2 separate regions of the Homo sapiens genome follow, and region 1 is linked to region 2. A link is a contact called in ENCODE Hi-C or POLR2A ChIA-PET data. All regions are on one chromosome and are shown on one strand. Each heading gives the region's core, a stretch centred on a gene start or an enhancer-like site at or near the end of the contact. The rest is flanking DNA. Distances are from core to core; before and after follow the strand shown.

Region 1 (4,563 bases), core at 1,982-4,481, 780 kb after region 2:
TAGTAAGAGGTGCGGCTGGAATTCCAGGTGAGATTGGGAGACTCCAAAACCTGTGCTCTTAATTCCAGCCCTGCCTGGCCTCCTGGATCATGCCCATGGTGGGTGAACTGGGGGCGCTGGCCCCCACGCTGCCATCCTGACTTGTCAGCCTGTTTGCTTCCTCCTCTCTGTTGTGATTTCCTCAAGCTTGTTATTAAATAACAAGCATCCTTCCTGCGTTTTCTCCTGGAATTCTCATCCCACAGTGGCCTAAGGGGAAGGCAAACTGTATGCCTGTGCATAGGAAGCATGACCGCGCCATCCAGCCTCCTTCCAGTAGCAGTGGATGCAGCCTTGTTAGGGTGATTCTGACCCCTTGTTCTCCGTCACCTCACAAGGCGTAACGACAGGGGACAGCTGCAGAGAGAGATGGAGGTTGGCATTCAGAAGCCTTTCTGACAGCAAGAGTGAATCAACACAAAATGAATCACACAAAGACACCATTCACTGTCTCCCCAGAGAGCCTGGAGAAGAAATGCCTGCCATTTGTGTAGCTCTTTTTGATGTTCAAAGCTCTGTGGCACACAGCCCTCCTTAGGGTCTCACAAGAACTCCCTAAGAAAGACAAGACAGGAATTACTTCCCTTAGGAAAGGAAACTGAGGCTCAGGGAAATCAAGTTACTTGCCTCCCGTCATTGGTGACTAGGTCAGTCTTCTAACTTCCTCTTTATCCCTTCTTACTCCTTCTGCAAACAGTACGATGCTGGGCAGAGTGGAAGATCCCTTATTGTCTCACCCTGGGGCAAGGAGATGGGCTAGATCATTCCTAATGCTGCTTCCTGCCTCAGAAGATGAATTTGCCTACAAGAGGTGGGCCCTCCATGCTTATAAATCCTTCTCCTTCAGGTTACCCCCACCTAGTGAAAAAGATTTACACAAGGCAGAAAGTGGGTGGAAGCCATTTGGCCACTCATGATGTCTTATTCTAGAGGAGGCCCCCTGAAGTGAAGGTGCCACAGCATTACTGCAGTTCAGCAGACATTTACCAGCATATGCCAGTCACTCTACTGGAACTGAGGAGAGAGAAAGCCAGGGAAAAGGTTGCCATGGGTTGAGTCAAAAGAACTCATTCTAGGCTCAAAAGGACAGGAGCGCTGGTTCATTAGGATGCTCAACTTCCAACTAGCAGACTGGGCACATGTCCTAGAGAGGAATTGTGCTGTAGTGAGGCGAAGTGGGCTTGGATGTCTGGCAAGTCATGGTTCAGATACTGACTCCAGCCAGGCACGGTGGTTCACGCCCATAGTCCCAGTGACTCAGGATGCCAAGACAGTAGGATTTCTTGAGGCCAGGACTTTGAGACCGGCCTGGACTACATAGTGAGGCCCCGTTTCTACAAAATAATATTTTTTTCAATGTTGACTTTATTTCTTAGCTGTGTGACTTCCAGCAAATTCTTTAACTTCATTGAAACTCAGTTTTTTCAGCTATAAAATTAAGAGAATAAATAAACTGTCCCATTGTATGATGCAAGGATTAAATGAGATGACAGCAACTAAAGGCCTGCCACCATCAACTCTTGGCAATTTATTTCCCTCCTAAATTAGATAGAAATGTCATGGTTTGGGGTTTCCATTGTGTGTTCAAGAAAGATAAGACCGTAACGCCTTTCTTAAATGTCTAAGCTTCATTATCAGAGCTTCTTGCACGTTCTCTTTAAGCTTTTCCCCCATAGACCTATCCAATGGCCCCAGGCTGAGGCACCCATTCCAGGGACTCCCACGCCTGCTTCCAAGCTAGCAGTGGCCTCTCATGAGCCTCAACCCTATTCTGAGATGCTCTGGGTTTGGAGGTTCTAGTATCTCAGCCACACATAGTGCCATTTTACCTTGTCCCAGCTGGCCAAAGTGTGACTGTGATCCCCTGTCTTCCCCCTCACTCACCCGGCAGCCTCATCTTGGCTGCTGGCGATTTTAGGCTGGGTTCCACAAGTGGCCCCAGTGATTTATGATCCATAACTCAGTGGTCTCTTCCGCCATGCCTGCAGGCTCCCACCTTCCGGAAGTCACTGGAATTTAAAACACCATGAAAACAAACATCTGTGATTTACGATGTCAAGAGCCATTTCCTTCCTCTTGAGACAATCTCCAGGGTGATTTTCTTTAGGTCATCTGCTCTGTAGAGCATATTAGTTAAAAAAAAAAAACCTTAAACATAATGTAGAAAGATGTGCAGGTATGGAAGACAGAATGGCAGCACCTTTCCACGGGTGGCAGCCATCAGACAGAGCAGGACATGCACAGCGTGGCTCCCTCCTGTCCCTGGAAGGCAGGTCTGCTCTGTTCTCTTCTTTCACATGTGTCTACTCCCAGCCTTTCCAGGTGCAGGACAGGGCAAGCATCAGAAACACTGGGTGAGGGACCGGCCCTCCCTTTGAGTGCTTCCTCCCTGCACATCTGAGTCCCATCTGTAGACCCAGAGTGAGGACATCTGCCCAACCTCCCTGCAGGCTGTTGTGAGGTCAGCAGAGGCCCAGAAGCCATGGTAACTTCTATAGGAGAGACGCAGGATGAAGAAAGTTGTTGTGACTTTTGCCCAGAATTGTCAAGAATACTTCAAGTGGTATAGATGTTTTTCCCAAAAAAAAGTAAGGCTGAAAAAAATCAAGGCTGATCCTAAGGCTGTTCAAGTACAAACAGTTTGCAAGTAATGGAAAAAGCTATAAAATTTTAATATAGGGAGACCTCAAAGCCTTGAAAGGAAATATAAAACAACTCCAAAAAAAAAAAAAAAAAACAAACCCTAAGCATCCTCTTTGTTCCTCAGTGAAAATTTCCTTACTATTTTAAGCCACATTGATTCCCAAGAGAGAAACTGGCAAAGCATGGATGGAGAAGCTTCATTTCCCTACCACTGCTGTGAAAATACCCTATGCTAATTTAAGGATATAGAATTTTCTAATAAAAACAACCAGAGTGCACTAGGCACGATTATTCCAACCTATCTTTCTATTGTATTGGTCCATCTACTTTGCCGATTTCCAAAGGAATTAGAGACGGCTTTATTACATTTAAGATAATATGAAAGAAGACAAGTATAGCCCCTCTTTGATTTTTATGTTACACATTGGGCAGTAGGTTTTTAAAGAGCCGTGTTTGACTCTGTCCTATTTTGGGGCCCAGGTACATGATTCCTATTTTTAGCAACTCTCTGGTATTGTGAATCTGAGATTTCAACCACCAGTGAGTCAGAAGGTCTGGCTGCCCAGAGATATGTGACTCAGACAGGCAGGAATAGTCTGTTCACCATGAGATGAGGGCTTAAAGGGGAGCTTTTGTGCTTAGTGAAACACGCAAATGAAAACAACCGTTTAAATAGGAACCTATTGCCCTTCCGGAAGGCTCTTTGCCTGTCCCCGAAAATTCTCAGCTCACACCCAGGGAAGAGCTGGTGCTGCTAGCTGGGAAATGAGGCCAACCCCCTGGCTACTTCCTCCTCTTTAGGGGCCCTCTAAGGCATCTGGGCGGAGGTTTCTGGGTGGCTTCAGCCTTCAGAATTAACACAACAGCCTCCTGATGGGCAGCAGTGGTGGGAGAAAGGAGCGAGTGGAGTGCCATGTCGGGCAGGGTTGGGACACAGGATGAGATACTACTCTTTTAAGAGTAAGACACCGCAAGAAAAGGTGGCTTCCCCTGGAAAGGTGGGAAGCAACAGATTGGTGTTTTCTTGATTAGAAATGCTATGGAATTCATTCATCCATTCACCATCCATCCATCCATCCAAACAACCAATGCATATGGGAAGCTGGCTACGTCCTCGGTCCTTTGCTAGGTACTAGGGGACTGGTTTCCATCCTCGAGAAGCCCACAGGCTTGTGGGAGGAAGATAAGCAGGTAGAGAGGCAGCCTGGCTGCAATGCCCTTCCAAGACCAAGGTTTTGGGATTCCAAGTTTCTGAGGTGTTCTGCATGGTCAGTAGTCCCTGAGAGGCCCTTCCCCTGTAGAACTGAGTGAGCATTCAGGGTAAACCTGGCTAAACACAGACTAGCCAGGACCATTGTTTCTGGCCGTATGAACACCCTCCTTTTCCTTTCCTCCAGACTTAGACTCCTTTTGGAGCCAAGCACCCCAAGACTGTAGGCCTTCTCTGGGCGTGAGCCTGAGGGTCACAGTGCTCACCAGCCCTCCAGCCTCGCCACAGTGAAGATGCTTATCATGGAGGCTGGGATAGTTGTGTTTTTCGCTGGTGTTTAGATGTTCCAGTGTTCCATGAAAGCTCCTGAATCTCTTCCCTAAATAACAAAGTCCTGTTTGGTATTTGGTGAAATGTTTGGAGTGCCGTGTTCAACCAAGCTGAACTAAGCTGCTGACAAAATACTGTCTCAGCCCTTTAATAATAATAGCTAACATTTGTATAGCACTCTACAGTTTAACAAAGCACTTTAAATGCACCCAGCCCCTTTGAGATGCGAGGGCAGAGTTATCATGTGCGTTTCACTCAGGAAAAGTGGGCTGCCCAGAGGAACTGAGTAACACCCTCCAGGACCCACCACTGGGGAGGCCAGAAGCTGGCCCTCCTGAACC
Region 2 (4,949 bases), core at 1,208-3,707:
CAGTTGTGTAAACAACTAAGTTAGGGGCTGGATGGAGGGGAGGGTGGATGGAGCCATTTTTGGACCTGCTGACTTTGAGGTGGCTAGTCTATCCAAGCAGTTATAAATGTGGCACTGGAACTTCTTTCAAGAAGTTTGGCAAAGAATAGAAATTGGGCAGTAATTGGAGGGAGCAGCAGTGTCAAAGGAAACATGGAGACAGGTTGGCAAGGGCCTAAGATGTGCGAGAGAGGAGGGTGATTCATGGGGCAAGATCCCAGCAGTTGCAAGAGGGGAAGGGATTGAGAGTAAGGTGACAGAGTTAGCCTGGAATTACTCATGCTATGTGGGTAGATGACAGGTAGCCAGCCCCTTGCTCTTCATGTAGGCTGAGGTGCTCATTAGCCCTTCCATTCTCCGTCCTTTTCACCCCCCAGTTGTCTGGTCCCTCTCTCCTTGCATCTGAGTGTGCTTTCCTGCTAGGCCATCCTGGCTTGCACATCGTGCTCTGCCATGGTTCCTCCTCTCCATTCCAGTGTCCCCCAAGGGAACGGTTTCCTCTGCCGTGAAGCAGAGGCCATTCTCCTTACGGCCTCCTGATCCCTGTCTCAGCCTTTCTCGGTGCCCAAAGAATTTCTGTGAAGCTGTCTCATGCTTTCCAAACTTTCTTAACTTAACTAGATCCTTTTCTTCTTCCAATCAGAATCTTTCAACCAGTCTGCCTTCCTCTCAGGCCTTTTCTTTCTCCTGCTTTCTGTGTTCTTCTCCCATTCGTGGCCCTCCGGCCCCCTGTGGACCCTTCGTCATCATCACATCCCTTCGTAAAGTCATGCCCATTTCCAGTTTTGAGGACTTCTCGGAATAAATGTTAGTATATCTAAAACTCAATTATGTTTTGGTTACTCACGTTCCAGCCCAGTGACTTATACTCAAGCCATAAAGCAGTGGATTTTAATGGCTGAAAGGTCAGCTGGAAATCATCTAATCCTGCGCTTCCCAACATCTGTTCTTCCTGAGAGGTTAATAGGCACTTGGAGGAAAAAAAGGTTGTGTGATCAAGTAAGTTTGAGAAATGCTGGTTTCCACCAAATTAAACACATTTTTTTAAAACCACAGAGGTTTAATGTGTTCATATGCCGTGTGACTCCCTCAGGAGCAGGAGGGAGTGTATCCCATGCTTATTTGTGGAACCCTTCGTCAGAGGGCACCATCGATCTGTCCTCTGCCACGTTTAGTGGACGAGCACACTCGCACACCCTGAGCGTCTGATGTCAGTCACTGAGGTTGCTCATCTTAGATAGGCTCTGGGGACTGTTTTGTAGCTCCAGCAGGAGCCATTGTGACAGTGCCAGTTGCTGTGATGTTTGTGAATCTTTAACCATGCGTTTAGCAAAAGTTTTGGCTCTGCTGTGAACTGGTGCCAAGGGAAAACTGCTCTGAACTTTCCCAAATGAAAAATAAGAATTAGACAGGCAATCTGGTGAGACCATAGCCAGTGACACGCCTTTTACTAAGGAACACCGAGCAGCGCACTGTGGCCCCAGGAGGAAGCTGGACTCTCACTCCTGAGCCGGGAGTTCCAAGCCCTTCCGATTCAATTCCATTTCCCACATCTCTCCTGGATGAGCCCGGCATCACGGCCGGTCAGAGCCGCCTGCTGTTTTCCTGAGCATGACGTCCGAAGAGCCACACTTGTGGTCCTCGTGATGCCTTGCTGCTGTTGGCAGTGCCCTTTTGCAGCTACAAGCCTGGGGGACGACCACGTTTACTCAAGATTCACACCTCCCAGCCTCTCCAAGCAGGCTGCTTTCTCCTCAGAGCTCCCAAAGACACCTCTACACAAAAATTCCGATTTAAAACCTAGTGCGTTCCTTTAACTATTTGGTTTTAGTTTGTCCTCCTCAGTGGACCCCCATCTTTGAGGGCAGAAACCCCCTTCCATACACCACTGTGCCCGTGGCCCTGCCCTCATGAAGGGCTCGGCCTGGAGCAGGTGTGGGCAAATTTTGTGCGATGAATGAGTCCTCCCTGGTGAGGCTGACTGGCCAGCAGATGCTGCAGGAGAGCTACCCATGTGGGAGGTTCCTGGAAGCCTTTCAGAGACAAATGGCATTTGAGAAGGACTTGGAGGAAACCCCTGAACTGGCAAGCGAGAGAGGGAAAAACCCTTCCAGGTGAAGGTCGAGTGGAAAGGTAGATAGAGGTGTGGCAGGGAATAAAGGAACAGAGATGGTAGGAGAGATTCCATCCTGGGCAGAGCAGAGAAGCCAGGTGGGGCAGAGGAGCGAAGGAGACCAGCGATCGGGCAGGAGAAAGAGTGGAAGGAAGGTCTTGAAGGAGAAGTGCCAGGAGGTGGACAGGGCCATGCAGCTGCAGGGGCACAGTTCCCATACGACCTCCAGCTGCCCAGTGGTTTTCTGGCAGTCCCTCAGCCAGATGTTTGTATAGTACCCAGGCCAGGTGCTGCCTGGCTCTCAAACATTTGAATAACTGAAACCATCTCAGAGGAGGTTGTATTTTTAGCCAGGGGCTGTGGTAGGCAATAGTTCCAGTCGTCCTGGCTACTAGAGTGGCAGGGAGGCTCTGGTGTCTGAGTAGGCGTTGGATTCTCATTCTGACTTGCCTCTGACAGGCTGAGATGCTGGGAAAGCCCCTCGATCCTTCCAGATCACCTGCCTGAGTGGTGGGGGGGCAGGGGTTGCAGTCTGAGTTTGGTCTCTTTCTGAGGGGGCAATGGTAGAAGTTTCCCTTATGTGGCAATGGGAGGGAAGGGGCCGGTTGGGAGAATCCTTATTTCTCCTTGATGATGGGCATTGGTTCTTAACCCACGGGAACAATTTATCAGCTTCATTGATCCCTAATGGTTCAGGGTAAAACCTGCTACACAAGGTCACAGTCCAAAAAGGACCCATGTCTTTTTTTTTTTTTTTTTTTGAGACGGAGTCTCTCTCTTGTCACCCAGGCTGGAATGCAGTGGTGCGATCTCAGCTCACTGCAACCTCCGCCTCTCTGGTTCAAGCGATTCTCCTGCTTCAGACTCCTGAGTAGCTGGGATTACAGGCACCTACCATCACGCCTGGCTAAGTTTTGTATTTTTACTAGATATGGGGTTTCACCATGCTGGCCAGGCTGGTCTTGAACTTCTGACCTCAGGTGATCCACCTGCCTTGGCCTCCCAAAGTGCTGGGATTACAGGCATGAGCCACCACACCCGGCCTCATATGTCTTTTGACCCCTGGGGTGCTGCTAGCTATCAAACTGGGCAGTCAAATGTGGGATGCATTCCTTTCAATGCTGCCTCGTATCTGCTCATTCACTGAGCAGAAGAAGCTTTATGCTCCAACAGGGACTCACGGACAAAGACCAGTTTTTTCAATTATCAGATAGGTTCACAAACATTATTGTTTTTTAAAAATTTATGGTAAAATGTACTTAACAAAATTTTCCATTTCAACCATTTTTAAGTGTACAGTTCTGTGGCATTGGGCACATTCACACTGCTGTGTAATCATCACCACGTCCATCTCCAAAACTTTTCCATCTTCCCCAACTGAAATTCTGTTCAGAATTAACACTATTGTTTAATTAACATAAAACAATAACTTCCCATCCTTCCTGCCTTCCAGCCCCTGACAACCACTTCTTTCTGTCTGCTTCTACTTTCCTGCGTATGTATGTATGTATTTATTTTTGAGACAGGGTCTTGCTCTGTTACCCAAGTTGGAGTGCAGTGGTGCAACCACAGCTCACTGCAGGCTCAAACTTCTGGGCTTAAGCAGTCCTCCCACCTCAGCCTCCTAAGTAGCTGGGACTACAGGTGTGTGCCACCACACTCTGCTAATTTTTTAGTTTTTATTTTTTGTATAGACAGGGTCTCACCATGTTGACCAGGCTGGTCTCAAACTCCTGGGCTCAAGTGATCCTCCCACCTCAGCCTCCCGAAGTGCTGGATTACAGGCGCGAGCCACCACATCGGGACCTACTTTCTATCTATGAGTTTATCTATTATAAATACCTCTTAGAAGTGGAATTATAAAATATGTCCTTTTGTGTCTGGCTTATTTTGCTTAGCATCTATGTTTCATCCATGGATGAAACTTTTTTTTTTTTGAGACGGAATCTTGCTCTGTCGCCCAGGCTGGAGTCCAGTGGCGCAATCTCGGCTCACTGCAAGCTCTGCTTCCCGGGTTCACGTCATTCTCCTGCCTCAGCCTCCCAAGTAGCTGGGACTACAGGTGCCTGCCCCCACGCCTGGCTAATTTTTTGTATTTTTAGTAGAGACGGGGTTTCACCGTGTTAGTCAGGATGGTCTCGATCTCCTGACCTTGTGATCCACCCGCCTCAGCCTCCCAAAGTGCTGGGATTACAGGCGTGAGCCACCTCGCCTGGCCCATGGATGAAACTTAGCAATATTTCATCCATGTCGTAGCATGCATCAGAATTTCCTTCCTTTTTTAAGGCTGAATAATATTCCATTGCATGTGTATACAACATTTTGTTTATCCCCCAATAGAATATTACTTTTTTATTTTTTAACTTCAATTTTTATTTGTAGTTGACAAATAACAATTGTAAATTTACAGGGTACAATGTGATGTTTCGATATATGTATACCTTGTGGAATGATTATATCAAGCTGACACATCTATCACCTCACATACTTATCCTTTTTTGTAGTGAGTGCATTTAAAATCTATTGTTTTAGCAATTTTGAGATATATAATACATTATTATTAACTGTGGTTGCCATGCTGGGTAATAGATCTTGAAGAATTATTCCTCCTGTCTAACTGGAACTTTCTACCCTTTGGTCAACATCTGTGCATTCCCCACCCCTCACCCCCAGTATCTGGTAACCACCATTCTACACTGTAATTCTATAAGTTTGACTTTTTAAGATACCACACATAAGTGATATTATATGGTATTTATCTCTCTTGCCTGGCTTATTTCACTCAGCATAGTATCCT

The links. Hi-C counts contacts between places; a loop is a spot of excess contacts on that map. ChIA-PET counts read pairs that join two places held with the same protein, here RNA polymerase II (POLR2A). Pooled maps may share reads with other maps.
Region 1: a pooled map shows a loop between it and region 2 (5-fold over the local background). The contact joins two enhancer-like sites. A Hi-C loop is called at or near these places in 1 of 37 single-sample maps with no recorded cell type and 1 of 50 pooled maps. POLR2A ChIA-PET finds 5 or more read pairs at or near these places in 1 of 52 experiments (T-cell).

What each region holds. Positions count from the first base shown.
Region 1 is chr12:2,333,265-2,337,827 of GRCh38, forward strand. All of the region lies in intron 3 of CACNA1C (calcium voltage-gated channel subunit alpha1 C), which reads left to right. Among named protein-coding and RNA genes, the nearest start is that of CACNA1C-IT3, 66 kb to the left of the region's middle. RefSeq lists an enhancer at 4,198-4,563. Within about 2 kb of position 3,232, at least 15 of the 41 ENCODE cell types and tissues checked have a DNase peak (open chromatin) inside an H3K27ac peak, as active enhancers do.
Region 2 is chr12:1,552,119-1,557,067 of GRCh38, forward strand. No RefSeq gene overlaps it. Among named protein-coding and RNA genes, the nearest start is that of FBXL14, 40 kb to the right of the region's middle. RefSeq lists enhancers at 2,150-2,219, 2,280-2,339, 2,620-2,719. Within about 2 kb of position 2,458, at least 2 of the 41 ENCODE cell types and tissues checked have a DNase peak (open chromatin) inside an H3K27ac peak, as active enhancers do.